2 separate regions of the Homo sapiens genome follow, and region 1 is linked to region 2. A link is an interaction called in ENCODE POLR2A ChIA-PET data of the cell type or tissue named here. Cell type or tissue: PC-3. All regions are shown on one strand.

Region 1 (5,000 bases), 300 kb before region 2:
TTTTAAAATCAGCATTAAGATACTGCCCTGGTTAGAAATGTACTTAAAGCATCATTATCAATAGAATATACCTTGGAAAGGATACAGAGTGATAGCCAAGCACTTGACTTTTGGAAATAGGCTGTCTTGGTTAAGTAGCTCAGCCACTAATAATCTTTGTGCCTCAGTTTCCTCATAGAAACTAACCTATTTCATGGGGTCATGAGAAGATTTGAGATTATAGCCATAAAGCACTTACTGCAATTCCTAGAATAATGTAAGAGCTCAATTAATGTTAGTCATTATTATGCTGACTTCTAAGAAACTGCTTACTCTTTCATTCCCAGACTTCAAATACATCTTTAAAAATGTAAAAACCACCAATTAATTCCTAGCAAAGATAGAGGCTTGCTTTCTTTCTTTCTTTTTCGTTTTATTTTTGGTTTTTTTTTTTTTTTTTTTTTTTGAGACAGAATCTTGCTCTGTCATCAGGCTGGAGTGCAGTGGCACAATCCCTCACTGCAACCTCAGCCTTCCGGGTTCAAGCGATTCTACTGCCTCAGCCTCCTGAGTAGCTGGGACTACAGGTGCGCGCCGCCATGTCCAGCTAATTTTCATATTTTTAGTAGAGACAAGGTTTCACCATGTTGGCCAGGATAGTCTCAATCTCCTGATCTCGTGATCTGCCCTCCTCAGCCTCCCAAAGTGCTGGGATTACAGGCATGAGCCACCACACCCAGCTCAAAGATAGAGGTTTTCTATTCTAAAATATTAATTTTACTCTACCAGCCTTTTTGTTTGTCTACAAAATTAGCTTTTCTTTCTTTGTTACAAGAGCTACCAATAGTTAATCCATCCTCGCTGTACCCTATCATTATATTGCCCATCATTTCACACATTTGTCTTCCTCCTACTGCTCTCAGTTCAAAAGACCCCCTACCAAACAAACTATTATTAGCTTCCAGGATTCCACTTTTACTGTTTTTTCAGTCTTCAGTCAGGACCTAATGGACTCAAACAGAGTCTACTATACCGTTTATATATTGCTTGTATTACTCAGGTTTGGTTTTAAAGGCTCATAGCAAAATGTTCATTTTGACCATATCCAATATGTTGCTATTTTAACAACATTCTCTCAGGTGCATAATCATTCAAAAAAGAACAACAAAGTGAAAATTTCATTGATACAATTATTTTATTTACTATTTGTAATAGGCCAAGAAAAGGGAACGGTGAAAGCAAGAAGATTTTTACCCATAACATACAGAGCTTACTGTTGATTAGAATTCCAAAATCAAAGCAAGCCCTTAATTAATAGACCCTTTAAATTATTTTATTTTGTGGCTGAATTACCACACTGATACTTACTCATTTAATTATGCCCTGGCCCAGAGAACTGACATTTTTACTGGCAGGTTATGAAATGTTTGTTAAAGCTATGAAGTCTAATTATAAAAGCCTTCTTTCAGAGGTTCACAAAGGATGGAGAAGAACTAGAAAATTATCTCCCTGGTACCAAAGGAAGAGTTATAAAACAAATGAAAACAAATAGAGTGAAATCACATGAATGATACATGTGTAGGTAGTTTAGAGTACACACGGATGGGAGGCTGGGCATAGAATACACAGCAGAAAATGCAAGGATTGGTCTGGTGCAATCCTTTGGGTCTTTATAGAAAATGCTATGATTTACTTTTTTTTCTTCAATGGGGTTGGCTGTGACTGAAGTTTCATGATTGCTAATATGTTATCATTACTCAAATAATTAGACTTGGGAGCAATAGATTTTTAAAATTAGCTATCTCAAAGAAAGTGTCATTATAATCATCTAATTATCCTTTGAGGTAACTTATGTACACATGCTGTAAACGTTCAATATCTTACTCCCATGGGTGCTGCCTCCATGTTTATAGTTTAAAACTGATAGCATTATAAGAATCTGTGATGACAACTTAGAGAGCACAATTTGTTTATTTCTTCAGAAATCTGAAAGTAATGTTCAGAAAGTAAGAACTCACAGCCGAGCACGGTGGCTCACGCCTGTAATCCCAGCACTTTGGGAGGCTGAGGCGGGTGGATCACGATCACGAGGTCAGCAGATCAAGATCATTCTGGCTAACACAGTGAAACTCCCTCTCTAATAAAAATATAAAAAATTAGCCACGCATGGTGGCACGCACCTGTAGTTTCAGCTACTTGCGAGGCTGAGGCAGGAGAATCGCTTGAACCCAGGAGACGGAGGTTGCAGTGAGCTGAGATCATGCCACTGCACTCCAGCCTCGGCGACAGAGCGAGACTCCTTCTCAAAAAAAAAAAAAAAAAAAAGTAAAAACTCACTAATTACGGATTAAACTCAAAAATTAATATGTAGTTTCAGCTAAGGTGGTAAAACTCATATTTACATTTAATTTATTCACATATCAATACAGTATTTCTCTAGCCTAAATGCCACCAAACATTTAGCTATATTCAATCAACAAGATTGCTTAGCCAGATAAATAATTACCACCTTTATCAGAATAAGATGCCCTCCTATAATAATCAGCCTGTAGGAGCAAATGACTTTTTCAAAAACATAATTGTGTTAAATAAGTCTCTAAAGAGACTGATCACTCTAGCAACAACACAGAACAGTATTTGAACTATAAAATAACTCTTCTTTGTTACTCTTTATTACATATACAAGTATATCATCAAGAAACTGCCCAGAAAGAGGTGGGCAGGACACTTACAGGTGGGCCTGAAGGTTCGGGTCAGTAAAAGAAAAATGACTCAGATATTCTTGATCTCTAGGCCTCATCTTGCCCACTTCTAGGCCTACCTATGCTATATGCCTATTAGCCCTGTTCCAGTTCATGGGAGGGAAGTACAGTACTCTTCCTGTCCCCTCAGAGTCCAAGCAAGGTGTTCTTTGCCGAGAGTGAATAATCAATCTCTTCTCCGTGTCCTCTCCTTTTAGCTGAGCCTTTGCTTCAGAGTAGCTCCTTGTATCTCCTTTTGGTTGAGTAACTCCTTTCCAAATAGCTCCATTTGGTAGGAGACTTTGTTTTTTGCTTTCTTGACTCTCTGCTTCACCTTAATTAAAATTACCCCAGCCTCAGCAATTCCCTAGGAAGAGACCCCTGATAGGAAGATTAGTAGAGAATTAATTGATTAGTTGGCATATTTGTCTTAATAATTAGAAAGTTCATCTTTTTTAAAGAAGATCACACATCCAACATAATTATGTGGCTATCTTTATTCATCAGCTTAAAGTTTTCAAGCTGGGTTTATTTCACGTGTAAACTTACAATTGCAAAAACTAACAAAATTCCTCAAAACTACTCTTGCTATTTCTAGGTAGAAGTCTTTTCAACTAGGCAGATAGGTGCCTCATTATTCTTAGAAAACTCTAAGGACTACCTGCACTTATTTTATAACCCAATTAATGTATCTTCTCACTACCATTGGAAAGAAATATTTCTCTTTTCTTATGCTTGATATATTTTTAAGTATGATACATTTTGAAGTGTGTTTCCTTTTCTAGTTTTACTACCTGGTTAATAGAAAAAAAAATACTACATCTGCCTACACTTATATTCTTAATCATAAGACTGCCCTGAAGGGAAGGTATTCAAAAAAAACAAAAACTGCTCTTAATACCATGATATTAGTATATTGAAATAAGAACCATGATTAAGAAATATTAATATACAAAGAGTAATCTTTTTCTGAGAGTGAGAACTGGAACAAAATGAGAACAAAATTACTCAAAATGAGAAATAATACTTGAACTTGAAATTCTTGTGTTGTGTCCCCCAGCAGTGTAGATAAGGATAAGGCCTTTGGCTTTACCTGGACCTACCCTGGATAAAAGGGGAAAGAGAAATAAAATAAGAAATTTAATTTAAGCAAAAATGTTCTTCTTCTTCCTAAAAAATAATATATTCAGTCAGTTGCTCTATCTACCAAGTCATTTAATAAATATGTATTGAGTCAGTATATAAAACTTTGTGAAATCCCATAAAGTACAAGAAGAAATACAAGAAAACTATAAATACTTCAAGGAAATACTACAGAGAGTACTACAAGAGTTCAGAAGAAGGAAACCACATATGATTAGCCTGCATAGATGTGAATGCCTTTCAGATAGGCCCCAAAACATAAATTGGATTTTCACCAAAGGAGTTAACGTGGAGGGCATCCTGAATAGCTGGGAGGAAATGACTCTATGCGGAACTACAAAAGCAAAGTGTGGAAAGAAGAAAGCAATGGCTTATTCAGAGAAAGAGAGACGAAAATGAAGAAAAAAAAGGAAAGACATAAGAAAGACACTTTGAGTTTAAAGCATGCCGCAATTCAATGGGAGGAGTAGGAAATAGGCTGGAATCCGAATTGAACCAGGTCAAAACATTGTTGAATATCAAACCCAATCTATTTAATCTGTAAGAAACAAGGACCCTGAGAAAGATTCTGACCAAGGGTATGTGATCGGAAACTTGACAGATAAATGTAGTATACTTGTAAAGCCATACTGTGAAAAACTTGGGGATTATTTGAACACAAATTATCACCTGGAAAAAGACAGAAAACAAGGCAGAAGACTGTGCAAAGAGGTTGGAATATTCAAAACTTCAGATTAGAAGACGGAAATCCTGGCCGGGAGCAGTGGCTCACGCCTGTAATCCCAACACTTTGGGAGGCCGAGGCAGGCAGATCGAGACCATCCTGGCTAACACGGTGAAACCCCGTCTCTACTAAAAAAATACCAAAAAAATTAGCCGGGCATCGTGGCAGGCGCCTGTAGTCCCAGCTACTCCGGAGGCTGAGGCAGGAGAATGGCATGAACCCAGGAGGCGGAGCTTGCAGTGAGCCAAAATCGGGCCACTGCACTCCAGCCTGGGAGACAGAGCAAGACTCCGTCTCAAAAACAAAAAAAAGAAGATTGAAATCCTGTTTAATGTTGCTCTTCTCTTTCTATACTATAAACGAAACTAAGGTAATCATTAAATCATCCTAAGCATTTGTATTGCCATTTTGAC
Region 2 (5,000 bases):
TTCTCACTCATAGGTGGGAATTGAACAATGAGAACACATGGACACAGGAAGGGGAACATCACACAGTGGGGACTGTTGTGGGGTGGGGGGAGCGGGGAGGGATAGCATTAGGAGATATATGTAATGCTAAATGACGAGTTAATGGGTGCAGCACACCAACATGGCACATGTATACATATGTAACAAACCTGCACATTGTGCACATGTACCCTAAAACTTAAAGTATAATAATAATAAAATTAAAAAAGAAAGAAAGGAGGCCAGGCTCACACCTGTAACCCCAGCTTCTTGGGAGGCGGGAGGATGGCTCCAGGCCAAAAGTTTGAGAACACCTGGGCAACATAGTGAGACTGCCTCCACACACAAAAATTTTAAAAATTAGCTGTCCAGGACTTCGAGGCTGATTGCACCAATGCACTCCAGCCTGGGCAACAGAGCAAGACCCTGTCTCTTTAAAATAATAATAATAATAATAATAATATAAAAATAAATAATAAATTTTTAAAAAGAAATGCTCCTTCATAATAAGGTGGACACACCCCAGAGGTCTCTTTCTAAATTGACCCCATTTTAGTACAAGTTAATTCAACACCCTTAAAATGTTGTAGACTTCCCATTAATCTAGTTGGGGCTCATTCCATTCCCCCCAAAACTACATCCATATCTTCCTTCTTTTTTCTTTTTCTTGCCCTGTCCCCCAGGCTGCAGTGCAGTGGTGCAATCTCAGCTCACTGCAACCTCCGCCTCCCAGGTTCAAGCGATTCTCCTGCCTCAGCCTCCAGAGTAGCTGGGACTACAGGCACATGCCACCACACCAGGCTAGTTTTTGTATTTTTAGTAGAGACAGGTTTTACCATGTTGGCCAGGATGGTCTCAATCTCCTAACCTCGTGATCCACCTGCCTTGGCCTCCCAAAGTGCTGGGATTACAGGCGTGAGCCACCACGCCCGACCCTTAATTTTTTTCAAACCAGATCTTTCTTTACTTTGAAAGTGTCAGGCTGCTGTGGCACAAAGCCCTGAAGAGTTTACAATATATTTTGTCTAATTAAAAAGATATACTAAGTACCACCTTATATCTTTCTGAGGTTTTTTTTGTTTTTGCTTTTGTTTTTGTTTGAGACAGAGTCTCACGGTGTCACCCAGGCTGAAATGCAGTGGCACAGTCTTGGTTTATTGCAACCTCTGCCTTCTGAGCTCTGGTGATCCTCCCACCTCAGCCTCCCAAGTAGCTGGGACTACAGGCGCATGCCACCAAGCCTAGCTAAGTTTTCTATTTTTAGTAGAGACAGAGTTTCGCCAGTTGCCCAGGTTGGTCTCAAACTCCTGGGCTCAAGTTATCTTCAAGCCTTGGCCTCCCCAAGTGCTGGGATTATAGGCGTGAGCCACTACACCCAGCCCTGAGGTCTTAATAAAGAGTCTTCCAGTCCTGATTTGATCTCTACCCGAGGCTATTTCTTATTTTGAGGATCTTTTGCCTGCTAGATACTGGGAATGAAAAATAGTTTTATTTTCCAACCCAAAAAAGTTCTGGGCACCCTATATTTCCTCTAATTTCTGCTATAAGTTCATTTCTCTCTTCCCATATCTTATATAAAGCTATACGAAGCCAGCTGACAATTTCAATATTTTCGCCTGGAAATCTCCTTAGCCAAATCTATAAGATCATTAGGTATATCTTCTATTTTTCAAGTTCTTACAGTTCACATTTTTAAAAAATGTTTAAGTACCATAAAACACAGATCATCGTAATTCCAGTCCGCAGTAACAGATACTTTACTATCTTTCTGTTTTCTATTAACAGTTGTTTGCCATTTGTCCAGCGTCTGCCAACACTCCCCTCACCACATTACCAGCCCCAAACTGCCACCCAGTCCCCAAATCAATGCTACATATTTTAGGTTTTTGTTATAGTATCACTTCACTAATAGTACCAATTTTTGTTTCAGTTATCTCTTGCTTCATAACAAACCACTCCAAAACTATATGTCTAAAAAGAACAACCAAAATGTATCTGCTTGTGATCCTGCAATTTTGGCTTCCCTCAGCTGGAAAGTTCAAGATGGCTTCATTGACATGTCAGGCACTCAACTGGGGCTGGAAGGCCAGGATGCTTCATTTATTCTCCAAAATCTCCGTCATCAGGATAGCCTGAGTTTTTACATGTACCCAGCTCACAAGTACTGACCAAGCTCCTACTTGAGCAGTATTTGCTTATATCCTACTGACCAAAACAAGTCACATGGTCAGAGTCATTGTGGGAGGAAACTACACAAATCAATGAGGGAGGCCTGATTCACTATGGAATCATTACCATAAAAATCTACACATATCTCATACTAAATGAATGGGCCATCCATTCAGCTGACAATCTTGTGACTGTGCTTTCTGTTGATCATTTTAAAAGCTACAGAAATAAAAGATAGTTTATATTTTAAAAAGAAAGAAAAAAATTCACTGACAAAAAAATAAAAATTTTAAAGATAACTAAATAGTCTTAAAAGCAAATGACAAGCTAAAAAGTATAAAACAGGCATTTTAAAAAATAAAATTAAAAAAGTTTACGAAGAAATAAAAATAAAGTTCATAAAATAGAAAAATGTTTAATTAAAACTTAAAAATTAAAAAAAGAACATAATTATAAAATGATATACCCATTGGTATAATATTGTTGTGGTCTTTCTACTCCTTAGCTCAGGTAGGTCCGAGTTCTTGTCGCACAACCAGGAAGAATTAGGCATGCAGACACCAGAGAGTCAGTAAAGTAGAATTTAACAGGCGAAAAAGGAAAGCTTTCAGCCAAGAGAGGGCACAGAGGGTGGGAGGGGTATGGTTCCCCTATCTGAAGGCAGGGAAGTCCCCAGTGTGGCTGGGTCCAGGGCCTTTTATATACTCAGAATGGGGAGAGTGTGTTGATTGGTTTGTGAGTATGCAAAAAATGTTAAAGCAAAGACACCACTCAAAGGTGGGCACGACAGAGTAGAAAACCAATTAGGAAAGGGTAGGTATATGTGAAATAGGTGAATGGTGGGGATCTATCAGAGGAAATCATGCCAAATAGGCAAGTTCTCAATCCAGTCTGAGGATGTAACTTGTAGCTTGGCTTTCAGGCTTTAAACTGTCTTGGGCTTGGAAGGGGGGTTTCACTGGGGACCCACCCTATCTGCCTAGGCATTTGGCTGCTTCCTGCCACTCTCAATATTAGAAACAATAAGCTAAAATTAGCACAAATATATGATAAATAATTTAACAGACAAAGAGATGGGAAATAAAACAAATTTTTTAAAAGTTATAAGACTAAGAATTCAAAAGTTTAGTAAACAAAGGCAATCAGGATTTTCCAAGCAAAAGCAATTACCATGTCTAGCAAATCCCCCAACAATTTGCCCTCACCCAAGACATGGAGCTCTCCTTAAGAAAATGGTTCTCAAACTTTAGTATTTACAGAGTTTGTTAATGCAGATTCCAAGGTCCTCACAAAACGATTCTAATTTCATAGGTCTGAAATGGGGCTCATTAATCTTCATTAATAAGTACCCCAGATTATGTAATAAAAAAGGCCCAAGGACCACAGCAGCTACAAAAGGGTTTTCTCAAACAAGGGACAGACTATGGGGCTCCTTATCCTTCGTGTTGCACTTATTGCTTGAAGTGCTTATGACAAGCCCACATTTAAAATTTCAGAATCAAAAGTTAACATGCTCCACTCCCTTAGTTATAGCTCAATTTGAGCTGTCTCACCCTTGTAAGCTTCCCTCCAGCAATAAAGCAGCATTTTGCAAACTACAGGTCACAACCAATGAGTGAGTCAGAATCATCAATTTAATAGGTTATGACCAGAACAGAAAATATCAGAGGGCATTGCACATAATGATAGTAATTACAATTTAAGTATTGTTACATGAAACTTTTGTTCCAGTTGCATGTATGTGTGTATAGTGCAAAATATATTACTTAATATGAGTCATGAGCAAAAAGGTTTGAAAATCTCTGCCATAAAGAATATGATGAATTTGTCAAGAAGCTAAAAACTTTTTAGGAGAATAGTTCACCAGAAACACCCTCAAAGTCTAAGAAAAAAAAAATTTTAATGATCATAATTTCATTTTATCATATTTCTGTAGGGTTTAATTATTCAGGCATATCAATGCTTCAAAGAAGAAATTTCATATGCATTTATTCCAGCATCCCTCTGAACTAGCAGGTGAGAGGATTATGGTCCCCTTTCTTTTAGAAACTTACAGAGTAGAGTTATTATTAACCCATGAAATTAATAATTAGAGGGCAGTACAAAAGGATTTATAATCATGAGTTAAACTTACAATGCTGTAGGATTTCTAATAAGTGAATGACAGAATTAAAGAAAGTTACATGAAGAAAATAGAGCTTGAGTTTAGACTTAAAGGGAACTTCAGAAAAAGCAGAGGAGAAAAGGTATAATAATGAGTCGTGTTATACAGTCAGAATAGGCTAAATGCTTGTAAAAAGAATTTCAAAAGCTCAGTGGTATAACACAATAGTGAGTGGACTGACTCCACACAATCATTCAGAAACCCAGTTTTTTCGAGCTTGTACATCTACCATCCCCTGCGGCATCGTGTCCTCAACTGGATCCTCTGCTGTATTGTATTATATACATACATATACATAAATATAGATATAGATATTGATACAGATATCAAAATCAGTATAGATATCCTGTATATTATGATGTTTTGACACGTTAAAAAAAACATTCCTAGCTGGGGAGACACTGCCTCTGCCAGACCTAGCCAATTCTTCCAGCTAGCAAGAGCTCAACCAGAAGCATGCCTTTCATATACAAACTAACCAATCCAGAACCATACCTCCTCCAGCCAGCATAACCCTGGAGACAATTTCCTCTGCCTTCATCTTCCCAAGGCCAGGTACCAGGCAACCAGGGACCACCCCTACAGCTTAGAATCTGCCAAAATTATTCAAACTAGCCAGTCCTAAACTGTTCATTCTGCCCTGCCTTGC

The links. Peaks named below come from ENCODE experiments on the same cell type or tissue, not always from the same donor. Only the 100,000 strongest peaks of a DNase experiment are listed, where the experiment ranks them.
Region 1: POLR2A ChIA-PET joins it to region 2 with 7 read pairs; 1 of 35 experiments calls an interaction of 5 or more read pairs at or near these places.

The regions. Positions count from the first base shown.
Region 1 is chr7:111,207,113-111,212,112 of GRCh38, forward strand. The region is part of intron 3 of IMMP2L (inner mitochondrial membrane peptidase subunit 2); the gene reads right to left. LOC124901725 (a long non-coding RNA gene) reads right to left here. Exons shown (of 2, transcript XR_007060477.1): 1 at 1-5,000. Among named protein-coding and RNA genes, the nearest start is that of LRRN3, 120 kb to the left of the region's middle. In PC-3, no CTCF peak of the experiment used is centred here; no DNase peak of the experiment used is centred here; H3K27ac peaks cover 908 bases.
Region 2 is chr7:111,505,742-111,510,741 of GRCh38, forward strand. The region is part of intron 2 of IMMP2L (inner mitochondrial membrane peptidase subunit 2); the gene reads right to left. Among named protein-coding and RNA genes, the nearest start is that of IMMP2L, 54 kb to the right of the region's middle. In PC-3, no CTCF peak of the experiment used is centred here; DNase peaks (open chromatin) are centred at 2,270 and 3,800; H3K27ac peaks cover 4,113 bases.